Regions from separate parts of the Homo sapiens genome. Here region 2 is linked to region 1. The links are chromatin loops, found by intact Hi-C in ENCODE. Cell type or tissue: ovary. All regions are shown on one strand. Links, peaks and the distances in the headings refer to the core of each region. The heading gives the core; the rest is flanking DNA. Region 1 overlaps CDH23 (cadherin related 23). Region 2 overlaps SLC29A3 (solute carrier family 29 member 3).

Region 1 (2,500 bases), core at 1-2,500:
CAGCCCCCACCAGCCTGCTCCCCCCAAGGACGCCTCCTACTCCTGAAGCAAGCTGCACGTTCACCTTTCAAGTCCTTAATCCCGTCATGGAAATGGGGTAGGGGGTGTCCCGGCTGAGCTTGCTGAGCAGGAGGAGGACGTGGGTCCCTGAGGCCAGGAACAGCCCAGCTGGGCTCCTGTGTCCACGGCTTTCCTGACAAGGGCATCTTTGGAAGGGGACAAGCCACAGAGGGAAGAGAAGTCCAGCTTCTCTCAACTGTGTCCCCACTGCCCGGGCCTCAGAGGCTGGGGCTGTGTCTCACACCTCACCCCCTCCTCATCTTGGCACACGCACTGGGTGCAGAGCCCTGAGCCCTTGCCTCCTCCAGAGAGCAAAGGGGTCCCCCAGGCACACCCCACACTGCCCTCCATTCCCCAGTCACCTCCGCCTCCCTCCACCCCACCCCCCACTGCACCATGTGACTCTCAGCAAATCCCTGAGCACTCTGAGCCTCGGTTTGCTCACACATACCCCCATGTGAGGAAAGAGAGAGAGGGGGAACCTTGCTGGGGGCCCCACACAGTGGAACATCGTAGACACTCCACTAGTGCCAGTTCTGCCCTGGAGGCTGCTAGCTGTCCTCACAATGCACAGAAAGCCACTTGCCTCTAGGTAGAGATGATTAATATGGGGTGTTGGGGAGTCTGAATTTGCTGAAATTCTTTGGAAAAATCCACGTGGATGTGCATTTTCTGGAAAGAGGCCCCTGAGTTGTCATCAGATGCACACAGTGATTCCAGGCCCAAATAAAGTAACAATCACGTTTATAGCATTCACCATGTGCCAGGTGCTCTTCTGAGTGCTTCACGTTTATCGGCTGCTGAGGGGTGGGGATTGTGATTTTTACCCATTTTATAGATGGGGAAAACAAGGCAGAAAGAGGTTATAAGTAACTTACTCAAAGGATTCGAGCGCACGCAGTCTGGCAGCAGAGTCAAACCCTTAACCACCTTGTGGTGCTTTTCTGCTCCTCCCATTACAAACAGCGGGGCCCCTGCAGGCCTGCACACTGTAGCCTCTCTCTCGGAGGCGTCCTACTCCCTGAAATGTGGATTCCTGTGCAGGGCAGAAGCCCTTGGCAGGTCGCACCCTGGCGCACACCCCAGCTGGACTGGCTCCCTGGAGAAGCACAGCAGGCAGCGTGCCCTTGGGAGCAGGGTCGGCTCCGGGCCGAGCACAGCCGCACTTCTCCATCCCCCGTCTTTGGAAATAAGTTTCAGTATATTGAAAATATAATCACTGAGCCTCTGAAACAAGAGCTGTGGGCTCCCAGGAGCCCCCATTCCTCCCTGTTAATTCCTTCTCATAATGTTTCCAGTCTTTCTGGCTGCACTTGTATTAAAAGCTCAGGGTTTTATTAAAAGTGGATTTATTTACCCAAAAAAAGATGAAACCCCAAACTTTGCCAGGAGCCTGTCAGAGCTTGCTTCGTAGAAGCTCGGGTATGACTCTTTTAGGAAGAGTCCCCATTGTCCTCCTGTCCTGGAGAACCGACTGGCCTCCACAGAGCCCTGCCCGCCCAGGGGGCCTCTGGGCAGCCCCATGCAGGAGCCCAGCACGGGCTCTGAGGACTGAGGGCACTTTTGTCGCCAGGTCTCCTCTGCACAAGCCTGCACCAGCCCCCTCGTGTCTCCCCCTGAGGATCACTGTCCCAGGCCTGGCCTAGCCCTGCTCTGCATGTGTGTCTGGGACATGCAATTGCCCCTGAGTACTGCTTAGTGACTCTCTGGGGTGGTGATCCAGTGGGCCTCAGGCCCAGTTATCCTAGCAAGCCAGGAGAGCACGGAGCAACTGCTGTGAAGGGATACAAGTGCTTGGGGAGGGTGAGGTGGGGGGTGCCCCTGCTGTGTCATGGCAGCGAGACTGGGTGGAGTTAGAGGAGGGGTAGCTTGCCCCACAAGAGCGCAGGGCATGCGTGTCAGGGAACAAGCCTCTGCACAGGTGAAGGGGGTGGGGGTGCAGCTCGGGCTTCAGCCTCCTGCTGATAAACAGTGAGTGGAGGGAAGTGGCCGAGGACACAAGAGCCCTTCATTAGCCATGCAGATGCCAGGGTTGACATTTCCCTAGGGGGTGGGGACAGGCTTATCTTGCTCTCCATCACCCAGGGGAACACTGTGGCCTGGAGCCAGAGCCTCAGGCAGGCATGGTGGGCAGGCATGGCTGGCACTGGCCATGGTGTGATAGGACCTGGGGAACCAAGTAAAGGCTGCCCCAGGCAAGGGGCGACTCAGCGAGTGGTGGCGGTGACCTTCCACCCTAAGGTTTAAGGGCTCTGTGAAGGTTTAAACAAACTCTTGTTTGTTCGTTTGTTTATTCAGTCAATCAATCAACCCATCAATTGATATTCGAATGTGCCAGTTGTATGCCAGGATCTCTTCCTAGGACAGTCTTATGCCTCCAGGCACTTGCCTGAGCTCTGCCTTCTGCCCAGAGCACCTTCCTCTTCATGTTCTCTCCCTG
Region 2 (17,092 bases), core at 5,651-8,150, 240 kb before region 1:
GCCCCAGGGATTCTGACTGGATTAGCCTGAGCTGGGGTGTGAACATTGATATGTTTACAACTTCACACTTCCACACTCCTGTACTCCACCCCTCAACTCCCCCCATGATCTGACACCTGTGAGGGCCTTTTCTGTTAACTGAGGAATTCACAGATGCCTCCCAGGGCCAGAGCAATGGGATATAAACCATTTCTACAGCTGAGGAAGTGCCACAGGAACGCCGCAGAGTAGTTTACAGCCCCTCAACTCAAGGTGTGTCCTTGGACCAGCAGCCTCACCTGGGAGCTTGTTAGTGATGCAGTCTCCCACCCACTCGAGGCCAATTGAGACAGGGCCTTCGAGCTACCAAGCCCCTCGGGTGACTGAAGGGCACAGTAGAGTTTGTGGTGCACTGGACAGGGCTTGGCTGTGTGAACTCTCCATGCTGCCTCATATTTCTGGACTATATTAGTACTTTTTTTTTTTTTTTTTTTGAGACAGGGTCTTGCACTGTCACCCAGGCTGGAGTGCAGTGGTGCAGTCAAGGCTCACTGCAGCCTCAACCTCCCTGGGCTCAAGTGATGCTCTTGCCTCAGCCTCCTGAGTAGCTGAGACTACAGGCACACACCACCATGCCTGACCAGTTTTTTTGTATTTTTGGTAGAGACAGGGTCTCACTATGTTGCCCAGGCTGGTCTCAAACTCCTGGGCTCAAGAGATCCGCCCGCCTCAGCCTCCCAAAGTGCTGGGGTTACAGGCATGAGCCACCACACCCGGCCATCTTTCTGGTATGTTAAAGGAAGATATTATAATACCACCACCAACTTCTTAGGGCTGTTGTGAGGATTAAGTAAATTAATATGTATTAAAAAGCACTTAGGACAGGGCCTGGCACCCCTATCTGAAGTGCTTTATAAACACTATTATTGTGATGATCATTTGAGGGATGGGCCCATACTTCTAAGCTGCCTGCAGCCCTGGTGCATTTCCACAGGCGCAGGCTTAGCCGGGGTGCTTTACAATCCGCTTTTATTTACCAGTGACTCCAACGTCCCAGCTTTCTGCCAGCCGTGGTAAATCACCTGGCCTACTGGGCTTCCTCCAGAAGGTCCCTGCCTGTCTCGGCCGGCACAGAGCTAGATTGCGTGTGCACCTGCCCTGCCCCTCCTCTGTCCACTGCCAGGTCCCCGGGATCAAGCAGCCTCTGGAGGGAGGGGTGTCCAGGCCTGGCTCTGGGAGCAGCCCTCGCCTCGTGTACTGCTTTCACCGCAAGGCGATCCCTTCCCAGCTGCAGGCACTTGGCATTCTGAGCCCTGCTACGATGCTTTATGGCCTCTCTCCAACTGCTGGCAGGTGCAGATGTAGTACCTTCAGCTGCCCGGAGCTCCTGGCTCTTGGCATCGGAGATGAGAGACCTGTCACCCCTCGATTCATGGGCCGGGATTGGGAAGCGAGCATGCTGAGGCATTTCTGCATTTTGCGGGCCATTTCTCTTTGCCTCATTCCTCATCCCAGCCACCCACCTCCCCAGCTCTTTCCTCCTCTCTTCCTGATTTCCCTGTGAGAGGCTGCCCGTCTGCCCTGTCACCTGAGGGCCACTTTAGGGGAAGGAGGGGGAGAGTCAAATTGGCCTGTCTCTAGCCACCACCTGCAACTCAATTAGCTGTGGGTCTAGATGTTTATTCTTTCCTGTACTTTCCTTTGAACATTTTCTGGGGATGGATGCCATTTGATGGGGAGCTTGACCCAGGAGGAAGGTTTACCCAGACACCCTCTCCCCCAAATTATGTCACTTTCAAGGTCAGCGGGCTCATTTCCTTCTGCCTGGACAAATGTGGGGATGGCTTAGAAAGTATCCTGCTCACTCTGCCCTCCTGTCTCTATTCTCTGGAATAAGAACCTCCAATAAATATATCACAGGTGTATTGGCCCAGGGCAAAACAAAATTTAGAGCATAAATGAGGAAGAATTGATAAGAGAAGATGGCACAGGGGCCTGCAACAGCCGCCATTGCCTGAGCCCGACTCTGGGCCCACCATCCTGGCAGGGGTATTGCATGTGTTGTTTCTCAGCCCTGCAATGCAGATCTTAGTAACCATTTTCTTAAGACAAAAAGCCAGAGGCTCAGAGAGGCTAGGTAACCTGCCTGAGATTACACAGCTAGGAAGGGCTATAGGGAATTTCACGGGGCATTGAGGTGGACAGATGATTACAGACTCATTCATACTCAGAGAGTGGTATGTAGGGTACTATCCTGGAGATTCCCCACCCCCCACCCCCACACTTTGACTCCACCAAACACCATCTTCCTTCCTTTGGAGAGCCTGCCCCTGGTCTGGCCTCCTTTTCCAGCCTGAAACCCCAGGTGCCTGGGTTCTACACCTGGGTCCTGGACCCAGCGTCCCTTGTCCCTTCCCTACCTGACCTGTTTAGCTGGAGGTCCTCCCCGGCTCTGGGGTTGTAAGCCATCCCCTGCCCTGTGGGGCCTCCTTGCCCTCCCCCAGGCTCTCCTGCAGGCCTGTATTGGCTGCCCTTGGCCAAGAACAAAACAGTGAGCTGGACAAGCCCTACTTCCTACCCCGGAGAGAAGAGTGTCTGCACCTTCTCCTGGCCATTCCTTGCTGCAAGGCCCCCACAGCCGCTCTCTACACCTTCCTTCCTGTGTACCTCGGTCTGCCCAGGGACTCCTCTCTGAGGGACTGCAGGATGCGGCCAGGTCATGAGTGGGACCTACAGCCCGACTTAGTGTCAGCAGGGCTGGGACCCGGGCTAGGCACTCTACTGATGCCCCTGTCCATCCCCCCATCTGACCAGGAGGTACCCCAACACTCAGTCCCAGGGGTGAGGCAGGAGACAGAAGCAGCTCATCCCTGGGCACGTCCCCTGAAGCCACCTCTCTGAGTTAGGGGCTCCATGCCTGGGTCTTCAGAGCTGCATCATACTTCCCCATCACGTTCCTGCCCTACAGCTCATGGAGACCGAGCGCTGGCTGGGTGGGAGCTCCTGCTCTCAGCACTTTGCCTGCATTATCTCATGCAGCGCTGCAGCACCCGTAGGTCAGGAACTGTTATCATCCACCATGACAGATGAGGAGGCCTCCCCCGCTGGTGAATAAAACTCTCTTACTCTACATCCTATGCCCCTGGTACACCTGGCATGACACCCAACACATAATAGCACATAAATATTTGTCACATTAGTTATTGTAAGTCTGAGAAGGAAAGCTCCACAACCCAATCCATGATAGTGATGCCATGGCTCTGCAAGGGAGCAGAAGAAGATCTGGGAGTCACAGTGGCTACCAGTAAAGGAGTTTTGATCTTTCAGGTGTGTTGGCATAGACATGAAGTGGGGTTCCTGCCATAGGGAAGGTAGCCAGGTTGTCCTGGTTCAGCAAGTGGGGGACCTAGGGCATCCCCTCCCCTTATTTCCAGTTCCTTAGTTCTGGTCCAGTCTCTCAGCCCTGCAAAGAAGCAAGATAGCATACTTGGGATCTGCCCTTGAAGGGCTGACCTCCCAATCCAAGGAGGAAGTGTTCAAAGGAAGCAGGATGAGCTTGTGTGGAGAAGAGGATACTGGAGGACAGGTTATCAGAGGTTACCAAGTCCCTGCCATGCAGCCTGTACCCACCTCCCGCTTGACCTGCCATCTTCTTTTTCCACATGACATCCTGGTGAGCTAGGTGCTGCCATTCCAGTTGCCAAATGAAACCAAGGCTCACAGATTTTAGGCCACTGACCCAAGGTTATTTGCTAGCAAGTGATAGAACTGCAGAGCCCATGCTTATAACCAGCGTGTTCTCCAAGCTATCTGTCTACCTTGGCACGCTCAGCCCTGGCTGCACATCGGGATCACCTGGGAAGCTTTTAGAAAATACCCCACCTGCGTGTGCCTGTAATCCCAGCTACCCAGGAGGCTGAGGCAGGAGATTCGTTGGAACCTGGGAGGCAGAGGCTGCAGTGAGCCATGATCGTGGCACTGCACTCCAGCCTGGGCAACAGAGCAAGACTCTGTCTCAAAAAAAAAAAAAAAAGAAAAGAAAATACCCCACATCCCACGTGTTCCACTCACCCAATTCTAATTCATTCTGAGGGGCCTGGGCACAAGCATTTTAAGTTCTCTAGATAAGGCTAATGTGTAGCCAGATAAGAACCGTGATCCAAGCCAGGTGTGGTCGCGTGTGCCTGTAGTTCCAGCTACTCAGGAGGCTGAGGTGGGAGAACAGAACAGTGAGCTTGAGCCCAGGAGTTCGAGTTCAGACTTGGCAACATAGTGAAACACCAGTCTCAAAACAAAAAGGACTATGATTCAAGTAAAATGTTACCACATAGGGAGAAAAAGCAGCTGTCCTCTGCCTCCACTAGAGTACCCATTAACCCATTAAACAGGCAAAGGCTACATCATGAGAGACTTAGGTGAGCCTTCTGGGAGAACTTCCTGCCATGCAAGTCGAGTTGTCAAACCTGGCAGTGAAGGGGACAGTTTCCCCCTTGGAGAATTAGGGCCACATCCTGTGGGAAGTCTAAGGAGTTGGCCTAGTCTACCTCGAGTGTGGGGTTCCTCATGGGACTCCCTACAAATGTAGGTGGTTGGAGGGTTCGGTGCTTGTCTAACGGAAATGCTCTGGGCTTGAGCTCCACCCGCAAGCCCACAGTTCCACGCCAGCCAGTGGTGGCCCCTGGAAGAGCCTTTGCCCTTTCTCTTGGTAATGCTCCCCTTTGCTGGGCCAGGGGGCCAAGGGATATAGTTAGGAGATGGGGGCTCCACAGCCACCCTCCTCTTCCTTCCAATTTCCCAGGCTCCTGGAAAAGGAGTGATAGGGCCAACTGGGCTCAACATGGGCATCCTACACCTGGGGTGGCACAAAGCAAGAGCAAGTGAAACTGGGAGAGCAGAAGAGAGGCAGTCCTGAGGCCCTGACCCAGCTGGGTAACCTCTCTGTGCTGTGTCAGGGAGTGGAGGCTCCCTGTTCCCAGAGGTTTAAAAGTCACAGGATATCTATTTGGTAAAGGCTCCACAGCTAGGTGAAAGGTGGATTGGTCCTGTCTCATAGGACCACAAGGTAGCTGGGAGGAACCCAGATTTGGCAACAGAGGGACTCTAGTCTAGCAGTGCCCTTACCCACTGTGTGGGTTGGAGGCATGCTCTGTCGCCCTTGGGCCTTTTGCCCACAGACCCACCTGGCAGCATTTACATAACGCTGCAGACACAGGTAGGGTGGAAAGTCCTGACAGTTATGGTGTGCCTTATAGATGGTGGCTCCTGCATGAGGACTTCACTAAATCCCAACATTCGCTGCCTTTACTAAGCTCTTACCATGTGCCAGGCACTGCTAAGGGCACAGATTCATTCATTAACTCAGCAATATTTATTAAGCAATCTACTGTGTACTAGAAGCTTTTTTTTTCATGATCTTTTGTTTGTTTTTTTTTTACAGCCCAAAGACATAGGTTTATTATACCCATTATACAGAGAAGGAAACCAAGGTTGAAAAGTTTAAGTCATTTGCTCCCAGGTACAAAGTAAGTGATGACTGGGACTCAGACCTGGGCCCTGTCAACCCAGGTATCCGTGATCTTAACCCCAGTGCTTTATATCAGCATTTTCGAAATTTTTTGGAGCATGATGGCTGTCTCACCTGGCAAGATATTTGTGTCTATAATGCAAACAACAGTTTCATGAAGCTGCGTCTGTACTTAAAAAAAGAAAACTCCACTCTGACTGCAGTTTCAAGGAGGAGCAAGTGATGCAACAGTGGCAGTGCTGGTTGTAAGCCATGCAGGATGAGGATGGAAAGTTTGTCCTTGAGTTTGACCTTGTGCAGGTTCATGGTGACCTTGGGGAGCAGCATCGTGGAGGATGGGGGGAGAGACAGAGGAGACAGCAAACTCAAGGAATTTTGCTTTAAATGGGAGCAGGACAATGAGGCACAAGCTGCAGGGAACTGTGATTCAGAAGGGGGAGAATTTTCTGTTCTTTTATTTTTAATACGAGAGACATAGCAGGCAGTTTGTGTGTGGAAGCAAATGATCCAGCAGAGAAGGAAAAACGCATGATGAAGAAGAGGGAGCATAGCTCAGCGAGGTCCATGAGCAGGCCAGAGGGCTCAGGTGCACAGAGAAGGGTTCCAGAAAAAGATGCAGACAGCTCACTCACCTTTAGTAAGAAAGAAGGCAACAAAGGATTAAATAGAATAAAATAAAATTCTGGTCGTGACCCATCAAATGAATTTCATATTCTTTAATGAGCTGTGCAACCTGTAGTTTGAAAAACCCTGCTCTGCCTGTTTCCCCTAACTTTGTAGCCATCTATGAGGATGCGTCATGTCCTCATTCCACAGAGGAGGAAAGTAGAGACAGTAAGTAACTCGTTGGTGCCACATAGCTAATAAGAAGGGGGGTGGCAGCCCAGGGTACCTGAATCAGTATCAGATTTCCTGGGACACTTGCCAAATACCCGGATTCCTAGACCCTTCCCTGATGGCTTTATCTCCCTGGGTGAGGCCTGGGCACTGTTGCCAGGTGGTCCTGTTGCCAGCTGGCCAGGGGAGCAGGTATCTAGGAGTCTCTCCTTTGTGCCAGGTGGTGTTCCTGCAGAACCGTTTTAGTGCTACTCAGATCTCTCTCCAAATGGAAACAATGTTTAGACTCCCTTTGCAATCCTCTTTTATTCTTTTTTTCTTTTTTCTTCTCTTTTCTTTTTCTTTTTTTTCTTTTTTTTTTTTTTGAGACACATTCTTATTGTATCGCCGAGGTTGGAGTGCAGTAGTGCGATCTTGGCTCCTGGGTTCACTCTGCCTCCCGGGTTCAAGTGATTCTGCTGCCTCAGCCTCCTGAGTAGCTGGGATTACAGGCGCCCGCCACCACACCTGGCTAATTTTTGTATTTTTGGTAGAGATGGGGTTTCACCATGTTGGCCAGGTTGGTCTTGAACTCCTGACCTCAAGTGATCCGCCCACCTTGGCCTCTCAAAGTGCTGGGATTACAGGCGTGAACCACTGCACCCTACCAGCAATCCAATGTTTAAGAGCAGAATTCCCAAGAGTGGAGAAGGGCACAACACCCCTCCTCCCCGCATAGAAAGAAGTGTATTAAAGTGGGATTTTGCCTGAGCTTTGTCATCCTAGGAAAAGAGATGGGGAGTCTGAGGTCAGGCAGCATGGGCTTCAGGCTTTCTGCCACTGGGTGTGCATGAGTGGCTGCCAGTTGCTTTGGCTGGCGTGGATGACTGCTCTACACCATTTTTAAAAATTAGAACCAAAAGTGAGTCATTTTTTAAAATCCCCTTGTCCACCCTCTGATTCTAACTGCGGGCCCAGCCAGCGTGCCATTCCCAATAAATAATACACCTGTGATGGCTTTTTCTTCTGTTTTTAGCTCTTGCTGCATCCTGCAGAGGGGAAAAAAGCCTAGTTTGAAACGCTGTCAGTCATGCCTTTGGTGGCCTCAGCTTCTCTAGTTCTCTTCTTATTTTCTCCCTAAGTGCTCACGACCCTTCTTCCCCACCCGCGCTGCGCTCCCTTGCCCTCCAGGCTATTGACTGCTCCCTCTCTGCCTTCGATTTTATTTCTTCCTGCATATATCCTTAAAATCCAGAGGCGATTTCCTGGACAAATTAGAAGATGGCCTGGACCTTAAGTGCTCCAGTGTCTCTTTAACATGATTGATATCACAAGTGTCCAGAGAGCGGAACCTAAATTAGAGTCTCCACCAAGGAGCCCAGCGCTTTTGACACAGGCAGGCAGCCTGGGAAGGGTCTGCAGCACTGGGTGCCTGGGACCTCCTTGCTGGCCTCTTGCCGGTCCTCACTGCCTGGGAGGACTGTGTAACAGCCTTTGCCTGTTTAATGGGTTAATGAGTACTCTAGTGGAGGCAGAGGACAGCTGCTGTTTCTCCCTATGTGCCTGTGTTTCTGTGCACGTCTGTGCCTGTCTGCATGCAGGCACCTGAGGCCTAGAGCAGCCTGTGGTTTCTGCCCACATGCACCTCCAAAGAGAAACAGCCTTCCCAAGGCGGGAGCAGTCTGTTGTTGAGGAAGTGCCTGCCAGGGGTTGGCTAAGGACTCCCTCTTCCTGATGGTCCCTAAGGTTTTCTACTACAGAGAGAGGCTGGAGCACCCCCAGACCACCTCCTCATTACCACCAGGCCACAGGGCATGGCCCTTGTCCCTGGTCATCAGCCTTGTGACACTGATGCACGGGACCCTCTGGGGGATGCAGAAGCCTGCCCGGTCAGGCAAGAGTAGGTGGGGTGTTTTCTTGAAAGGCCTTCTTCCTCTTTTCCCTATCACATGGCAGAAGTCAGGCTGCAGAAGAGGAAAGACTGGCTGGCCCGAGCATCAGCAGTGGCTGAGCCTCTGATCAGCTCATCCTCAGGGAGCTTGGGGTCACTCGTGCATGGATCCGTGAGGTTCCCTGTTTCTCTGACCCCTTGGTTTCTGAGCCCTTACTCTGCCTATTCTGGTTACAGCCTGAGAGTACATGAGGGGAATAAAGGGGATAAGAATCAGAGCAGTCAGCTTGCCCCTTGCTAGGGGACCTTGCGAAGGCTTGGCCGAGGCAGGGTATAAAGGTAGGTAGAAATGAGGTTTCCATCTTCCTTGCTCACCCTGCCTGGCAGAAAGACTCTGGATTCAGGAGAGCTGGCTTCTGTTTCTGACTGTGTTTCAAACTTGCTGGGTGACTTGAGACCATGTCCTCCTTTGAGGAATGAAGATATGAGACCGTAGATTGGGACCCAGAAACTTTTCCCGCAAAGGGCCAGATGGTTCGTATTTTAGGCTTTGTGGGCCCCACAGTCTCTGTTTGCTACTCAGCCCTGCCCTTGCAGAGTGAAAGCTGCCCTTGACAACATGTAAACAAATGGGCTGACCGAAGGCCGACCGCGTTCCAGTGTTCACACAAAGGAAGAGGGCAGATTTGGCCCGGGGGTAACCCGCTGCTAACCTCTGGACTGGGAACACTCACTTACAGCTCTTTCCCAGTTCTGTGATCTATTATAGTGGTACCTACCCTGCTGAATTTGTCTTCATATCACTGACCACTGCCTGGCCTATTATCTATTTGTTTATGCATTTGCTAGCCATCTCTTTGACTAGATGGGCAGTTCCATAAAGGCAGGAACTTGAGCTGAATCTCCCATGTCTACAACATCTAGCGAGCTCAGTAAATATTTGCAGAAGGATGAATCCATCTCTGAGTATTTGTGGAGAGGAGACAGGGACAGGAGGAAGAACCGCCATCGCTGGATTGTGCACCGTGATCCCGCAGTGCACCTCCACCACAGCCTGCACACCCGGACCTGCCTGGGCCCCAGCCTCCCCCCATCCCCATTCATACTCCAGCTCACCCCTGTGGAGGCTTGAGCACATCAAGCTCATTCCCGACTCAGGGCCAACCGTACGCTGTTCCCTCTGTCCAGGCTCTAGGTTAGCCAATTATTTGTATTTTAGTTTTATTGCATTTATCCTAATTTGCAGTCTTTTTTCCCCCCACTTGCTGTTGACTCTTTTTTTTTCTTTTTTTTTTTTTTTGTGCCTCCCTCCCTAGAACACTGGCATTCCCAGCCCCTAGAACACATTGAGCACATACAAGCTGCTTGGCCATCATTTGTTGAATGAGTGAATGAGCTCTAGAAGGTCAACTGCCTTTCACCTTTAGTGAGTGAATAGATGAATGAATAAATTAACCACTGCTACCTGCTTCTTCCCATCTGCTCCCTCCACCCATTTCTGCCAGGTGATTCCTTCTACACCCAGCACTGCCCCCCATACTGTTTGGCGTTGAGAAGCCCCCAGAGCTCCCCAGTACCTTCCAAAACAAAACCCCTCTTTAGGCAGCTGCCTGAGACCACCCGCGAATCGGCCCTCAGCCACCCTTGCCTCCACGCGCCCCATCATTTCTCCAAGTGGAGCCCCCAAGGTTTCCGGCAAAGGAGCCAAGCGAGGGGACAATGCAGCAAGGTGCAGGAGGGGCCTGGAAGCGAGGCTGCAAGGAGGAGGGGCGTGGCAGTCACAGGGAGGCTGATTTATAAGGCGCAGAGGCTGAGGGTGGCCAGGCCCAGGGAGGAACTTGAGCAAAGGCGTGGAGGGGATGCCTGGGGGAGAGGCTAGAACCCGAGGGGAGACTGGGTGGACACGTGAGCCATAGTCAGGTGATGTGGAGACGGGGCCAGTAGATGTGATTGACTGGGGTGAGGGTGAAGGAGAAACCAAGGAAGCTTTGAAGAGGGGCTGAGAAAAGGAGGATGACCATGGGGCCTTCAGAGGGGCTGCTTGGGAGTCTTCTCTTGAAGGCCTTTGATTTGAGGAGCTTGGGGTTTGGGCTCAGCAGGACCCCCAAGCGGTTGTTCTGGATGAAGAGACGGATGTATGGGTAGAGGTCATGAAGCCAGGGGAGGTGAGCTTCTCCTACCACCACCCCCACCCTTACAAAAGGAGGGCAGGAAACGAAGGATGGAGCTCAGGGGGCACCTTGGGATGGTGGAGGGAGCCAGAGGTGGACAGAGATGATGAGGAAGTGTGGAGGTGGGGGCGGGTGTGTCCTTGTGAATCTGGAGGAGAGGAGTGCTGGAAGGACATTGCATTAGTTTCTTGTGGCTGCCTTCACCAAGTACCACAAACTGGGTAGCTGAAAAGCAAGGCTCTAGGGAATAACATTTCCTTGCTGCTGCTTTGGCATTTTTTGGCTCATGGCAGCATCACTGCAGTCTGTGGCTCTGTCTTCACGCAGCCTCTGCCTGTGTGTCTGTGTGTCCTTCCCTCTTTTCCCGTATACTGTGGATTGAGGGGTCATTCCTCCTCCAGTAGGATCTCCTCTTAACTAAGCATGTCTGCAAAGACCCTATGTCCAGATAAGTCACATCCTGAGGTTCTGGGTAGACATGAATTTTGGGGGCATGAATTCAGCCCCCTCTAGACGGGGTAGCATGCAGTGTCTGGATTGTGAGGAACAAGACCAGGCCTTGGTTACAGGTGGGCTGCGAGGAGGACGCTGAGGACCCTTAGAGGAAATGTTTCCCCAGGGCAGCCGGGAGGGACACGGCTTTGGCAGTGGCAACATGGACTACATTTTCAAGGAGTGTGGAGTGAAGGGGAGGAGGGGCCTGGTTCCTGGAGGCAGCAAAGTTAAAGTAGTTTTTTTTTCTTTACCCAAAGGGAGACCTAAGAGAGTCTCTTGGCCAGCAGAGAAAGGAACAAGCAGCAGTGAGGGAAAGAGAAAATGCAGGCAAGAAAGGTGGGATTCATGGTGTGAGTCTCCAGGAAGTCAGCTTAGGCTGGAGGAAGAGCCCTTTTTGCGGAGTGGAAAGGAGGTGTGCTCCAGAAAGCCTTGCACACACTGCAAGGAGGAAGGCGGGGAAGCTCATTCCAGAAGACAGGAACTTTGCTCATCGTCCAGCAGGGATTCCTGAGGAGGTGTGAGAAAGGATTGAAGGCTGGGGAGAGCCCCGGGGTGCTCAGAGAGCAAGATTTACAGTGAGCCCAGGCCTGGAGCTGTCATGAGAGGCCAAAGGAGGGACGGTTGCATGCAAGGGTCAGATGGGGACCCTCTTCCTTAGGGTGGCCACAGTGGCTTCGTCTGTCTGGCCAGCATTTTCCAGAGCTTACCTGTCTGATTCTGACCCCAGATTTGTCCTTCCCTTGGGCCTCTGGCCTCCCCTTCAGCCTGGCTGCATCTAGCCTCCTGCCTGGCCCCTGGAACAGGCATTGCCCCCCTTCCCTGCCCAGCCAGCCCTCCCAGCTGGTCCCTGCCCTTGGCCACACACCCATTATCTTTCCTGAGCCAGTGCTCCAAACACAGGGCCTTGGAACTTGCAGAAAGGTTACCAGCCCCACCCCTTATGGGGACATCTGCCCTCTGCTCACCTCATTTTGCTCAGGAATGATCTGGGCTGATGCCCAGGGCAAGGGCACCTCCCCTGCAATATCCCAGGCCGCAGAACTCAGCTATCCGAAAGCGGCAAGTTTGCAATGGCAAACTATTCTTGGCTCCAACCTGCTCGCTGCTGCTAATTTCATGCCCCTGTGATCCAGGTAACGCTCTGCTGCCTTGAGCTGCCACCCCCAGGCTTGAATCGCTTTTCCTCGCCCGCCCGGTAGGAGCCCAGCTGCCTCTGCTGCTGCTTCCTGGAGGTGGGGGCTGCACAAAGCTGCCTCGCAGAAGCCACTCAGCAGCACGGACACTGAGTCTGCCGCAGCTCGTGACTAATTTGCTGCACTTATTTCAAAGTGCCCAAATGGCATTCAGGGAAGAGAAAGCTTAACCAGGGTCTGCCAGAGATAAACGGGCTCATTTCGGGGCCTCCCTGCCCGAAGAAACCTCTTTACCTGGACTCTGAGCCTGGAATTGAATTCTTCCAGAAGAGACCCTTAGCACGGAGCCTCTCAGTGTGGCGGAGGAGAGGAAATGTGGCCCGTCATAAAATGGGCCTCACATCTGGCCAGCTGGCTCTGGTGGGCTTTTAAATTGTGTTTGAAGAGCATCTCTCCCCTTTCCTGGTGTTCGCAAACTGGGTCAGTGTAGCAAATGGAAATGAGTTTCCTTCTCACCATAGCGAGCAACTCAAGTGCCCCCCTGCCCAGGCCAGCAGTGGCTCATCCACATTCACCCACCATATGGGGGTACCCTGGCGCCTGGCACCCCTGGGCCAGGGCCTGTCCACAGTCTGGGTGAGGAACCCCCATGCCCACCCTGGGCCAGTCTGGGTGAGGCCCCCATGCCCACTCTGGGGCTCTTTGCAGGGGTTGCAGAGTAAGGCGAGAGCTTGGAAGCCTGCCCCATGCTGCCCACCCACAGACACTCTTTAACATGGTCTTTGCTTAGCTGCCAACCATGTCCGTCAATTTTGGGTAACTGACAGAGGTGGGGGCTTTTCTCTTAATCTTTTTCTTTTCTTTTCTTTTTAAAACTACGAAGACCCATAGGCCTCTGGAAATGCTGAGGGGAATGGGCGGTGGGATTTGAGAGAAAAGATTAGCTAATGTATTCCTTTACTCTTGTCTACCACTGCAGAAAGAGGAGAAAGAAATCAAACCCTGGCCGGGCACCATGGCTCAGCACCTGTAATCCCAACACTTTGGGAGGTCAAAGCAGGTGGATCACCTGAGGTCGGGAGCTCAAGACCATCCTGGCTAACATGGTGAAACACTGTCTCTACTAAAAATACAAAATTAGCTGCGTGTGGTATTGTACGCCTGTAATCCCAGCTACTCGGGAGGCTGAGGTGGGAGAATTGCTTGAACCCAGGAGGCGGAGGTTGCAGTCAGCCAGGATCATGCCACTGCACTCCAGCCTGAGCGACAGAGCGAGACTCTGTCTCGAAAAAAAAGAAAAAAAAATCAAACTCTGTCATTTGCTGGCTTGGGCAGGTCACCTGCACCTTAGGGCCAGGTAGAAGAAAGACACTGCCCTCCCTGAGAGGAACGTGTCTCACATTCCTGCTTGCTGCTGGAAGGCATGTGGCTGCCAGGCCCAGCATCTGAGGCTTCCTGGTGATGCACCGCGACCCCAGTGATAGTGTTTGGGCTTGTGCCTCCAGGAGACAGACAACCTCAGCTAGAGCAGCTTATACATTTGTAGGGGGATGATAAATATGTCTCCACCCGGTCTCTGCCCTGCTCTGCAGCAAAAGATGCTGCCACCAGCACTCCCAATGTGGACCTCTGTGTACCTCTGGGAAATTCCTCTACCTCTGTGAGCCTCAGGCTGCTTATCTGTAAAATGAGAGCGATTCCAGCCCTGCCTCGCCCTCACTGGCTGTGGTAAGAGCACATGGGCTGGGGTGTGTGCAGGCCCTCTGGAAGCTGTGCTGCTTGCATGTCAGAGTTCCCTGGCATTCTGCAGAGCTCCCACTTCCCCACCTGGGTTAACTGACTTTGATGCGATTACTTAGAGACTGGATGTTGAGTCCCACACCCTGCCTGAGCTCCAGGTCATTGCAGGGTGCAGATAACGCTAGGGAGATAGTGGTGCGCAGGGAGATCAGATCTCACATTCAGGGAGCACAGCTATCCCTCTGTTCCTCAGAGCTGGGCCTCTCCCACGTGGGTTTGAGAATTCAGAGGTGACTGATGGGCCTCTCTGCCATTAGCGCTCTGGGGGTTGAGTGCCTTGGCTGCTTGAGGTTCTGCCAGCCCTCCTGTGGATGGGATGGACAACACAGTGTGGTTTGCTTCAGCTCAGGAGGGGCTGTTGGTGCTAAGGAAGCCTCAGGTTGCTTTCAACAGATGAGCTGCGCTGGCATCCTCACTGGTGGGGAAGCATCCCTTCATGCTTTTGTGCCAGCCGTTCTGTCCTGTTGGGAATGTTTCTCTCCCCACTGGCACCCATACCTGCCATATCTGTCTGACATGCTTCCCCCAATCTTTCCAGCTGCCGTCCAAGATGGCCCTGGTGGAAACCCCCCAGAGCCCCTCCTTCCATGCCCCCCAACACTTTGTATCTGTTGTACTCCAGCTCCAGGCTTGCGTCCACCTCCCCGAGGGCACGCAGGTGCCACAGCTCCTCCGTTGTATCCACCCAGCCACCAGCACAGCACTGGCACACGGGCTTGACACCTCTTCAGCAAACAAAGGGACAGGTCAAAACAGGAAGAGGTGCTGACCTGCACAGAAGTGGCTGCCCAGCCAGGGCTGAGCACCATGAGATTACTAACCAGCCTAAGGGTCTCCTGCCCAGGGCCCTCCTGCTGGGGCAGAGAAACTTGCTTGGGAGGCCTGTCACCTCCTAATGTCTTTGCCCTGCATCCACCTGCGTTCCAGCCCTGCCTTCTTGCTGAGTCATACCCAGCCTTTCACCTCTGGTTCTATAAGGCCCACATTGACCCCCAGGCCTCCAGGCTTTTAGTCAGCTATGTAAACAGAGCTGCTGTGGCATAATTCTGAGTGGCGCCATTCCTATCACAAGCCTACAGGTCTGGTGCCCCTGGAGTTGTGCAAAGTTCAACCTCCACCATCATACACAGTGGCCCCACTGCCAGCTCCCTGACGATCTTCTCATCCCCCAACTCCTCTATGGCTGGAGCTGGCCTTTGGGTCCATGTGCTCATCTCTAGAAGTGGAGTTGGTTGTAGGGGTAGAACAAATCAAAACAGACTTTTGAGGGAGCTCTCAGGAATCAGGCCCCAGTGGAGGTGAACTCTGTGAACGATCCCCAAACACTGCTGTACATAAAATCCCCCATTCATTAGATGGATGGATTGCTTTGGGGGCAGTCTTGTTACCATCCTAGTCACAGTGAGTTTGGAGCTGTATTCAAATGTTTTCACATTTCCGTAAGTAAAATGGGAGAAGATAGCCCCAACACCTCTTGGAAGCAAATGAGATGAACCCAGGAGGGACATGCCAGCTGCCTGGCTACAAAGTAAATAATCAAGAGTGGAACGTAGACCTTCGCCGCTGGTTTCTTAGGAAGGCAGTGCTGGTGGGAATACTCCATCAGGGAGTGCGGTCCAGGGAAGTAAGAGGGAGGGAAAGGGAAGTAGGGCTGGGACACAGAGAGCAAACACAATGGGCGATGGTATTTTGGAGCGGCCACAGCTTTGCAGCAGCACACACGGAACACCTTGGAAAAGTCTTGTGGAGCCACCACGTTCAGAGCAGCCAGTCTGGGGAGAGGAGAGGCGGGCGAACGATCTGTGGGCTCCTTCCAGCTCCTGCCTCTCATTGGTTAAAGTGGGTCTCACGGGGCTTGACTCCCCCATCCTCAGGGGAGCGTCCCCCACCCCTCTCACAGCCACTGGTGCAGCCTAGCAGGGCGTGGGGTCTCTCTGTGGGGGTCAGCTCCTCCTTTGGTGGCAGTGGTGGCAGCAGTGGCAGTGATTTTATGACCATGGGACCAATGGCTGTGGACAGGGGACCAAGGTGAGTTACCTGAGGGGCAGGCAGGGTAAGTCCGTCTGGAGCAACATCCACTAAGTCCGTTTCTTGAAATCAGCACATGCCACCTGCAAAAACCCTAATTTCAGCAGAGGGTTTGGTGGGGAAGGGCTGCAGGGACTGGTGTGCTAACCCTCTGTGCCCCTCATGGGTGAGCACACTGCTCCTCCTGTCTCTTGGGGGGTCAAAGAAAGGAACATGATCAACTGTCCTGGTTTTCTTCAAGGAACTGAATTTAAATTGAAACAGGAAGGCTGAAATATTCAGGAAAACCCTGATTAGTAGGAACCCAGCTATCGGAAACCCTCATGAATTAGGAATCTATCTCTGCCTAGCAAAATACTACAAATGAGTGGCTTAAAACAACCTGGATTTATAATTACAGGGTTTCTGTGGGCCAGAAGTCCAGGCACAGCTTAGCTGGGTCTCCTGCCTGAATTTGCACAAGGCTGCAATCAGTCAGCCAGAGCTACAGTCTCCTCTGAGGCTTAGCTGGAGAAAGGTCACTTCCAAGCCCACTCCAGTTGTTGGCAGAATTCAGTTCCTAGTGGTTGTAGGCCTGAGAGCTTCAGTTTCTTGTGGGGAGAGGGCTGGAGACCGCCCTCAGCAACTTGGGGTTCCATGCCAGGTAGGGTTCCCCAACATGGCCACTTGCCTCCCCAAATCTGGCAAGGGAGGAAAAGAGTCCAGCAATGTGGGTGCTACAGTCCTATGTAACACCTCATGTTTGCTCTACTCTCTCGGTTGGAAGCAGCCACAGGTCTCATCCACACTCAGGGGAGGGCATCGCACAGGTGTGAGCATCAGGAGGCACGGATCACGGGCCACCTTAGAGTCTGCCACCACACCTCATTTTAGAACTTTTCCTATAGGCAAAAGCAGCAAATAATTGAATACAACCCACCATGTGTTTCTATCAGGAATTAAGTGGTTTGTTTTTATAAATTCTGTGGGATGTGCTGAGTCAACTCCTGTCACCATGTGCATCTCCATCTCCTGATCTGTGCTCATGGAATGATGGCCTGGCCTCAAGTCTGTTCTCTGAGTTCTTTGTAAGGCAGAGAAATGGGCCCAGACAACAGAAAGAGACTCAGAGTCTTATCCAGTGGTCAATATCCAAAAAGCTTTTCAACATTAAATGATACCTTTTACTGCTTCAATATCAACAAACAGGCACATTCAGTTACCTGAAAAATTCTCATTCAGGGAACCTGAGCCTGCTCGAAGAAACAAAATCATC

The links. Hi-C counts contacts between places; a loop is a spot of excess contacts. Peaks named below come from ENCODE experiments on the same cell type or tissue, not always from the same donor. Only the 100,000 strongest peaks of a DNase experiment are listed, where the experiment ranks them.
Region 2: it touches region 1 in a loop (2.1-fold over the local background); 5 of 110 quality-filtered maps call a loop at or near these places.

Annotation. Positions count from the first base shown.
Region 1 is chr10:71,574,514-71,577,013 of GRCh38, forward strand. The region is part of intron 8 of CDH23 (cadherin related 23); the gene reads left to right. Among named protein-coding and RNA genes, the nearest start is that of CDH23-AS1, 64 kb to the left of the region's middle. In ovary, for the core only: no CTCF peak of the experiment used is centred there; a DNase peak (open chromatin) is centred at 1,099; H3K27ac peaks cover 691 bases.
Region 2 is chr10:71,325,462-71,342,553 of GRCh38, forward strand. All of the region lies in intron 2 of SLC29A3 (solute carrier family 29 member 3), which reads left to right. It overlaps LOC105378353 (a long non-coding RNA gene), which reads right to left. Exons shown (of 3, transcript XR_946051.3): 2 at 15,847-15,920; 3 at 15,212-15,581. Among named protein-coding and RNA genes, the nearest start is that of SLC29A3, 15 kb to the left of the region's middle. RefSeq lists enhancers at 1,185-1,684, 2,065-2,640, 2,641-3,216. In ovary, for the core only: no CTCF peak of the experiment used is centred there; no DNase peak of the experiment used is centred there; H3K27ac peaks cover 321 bases.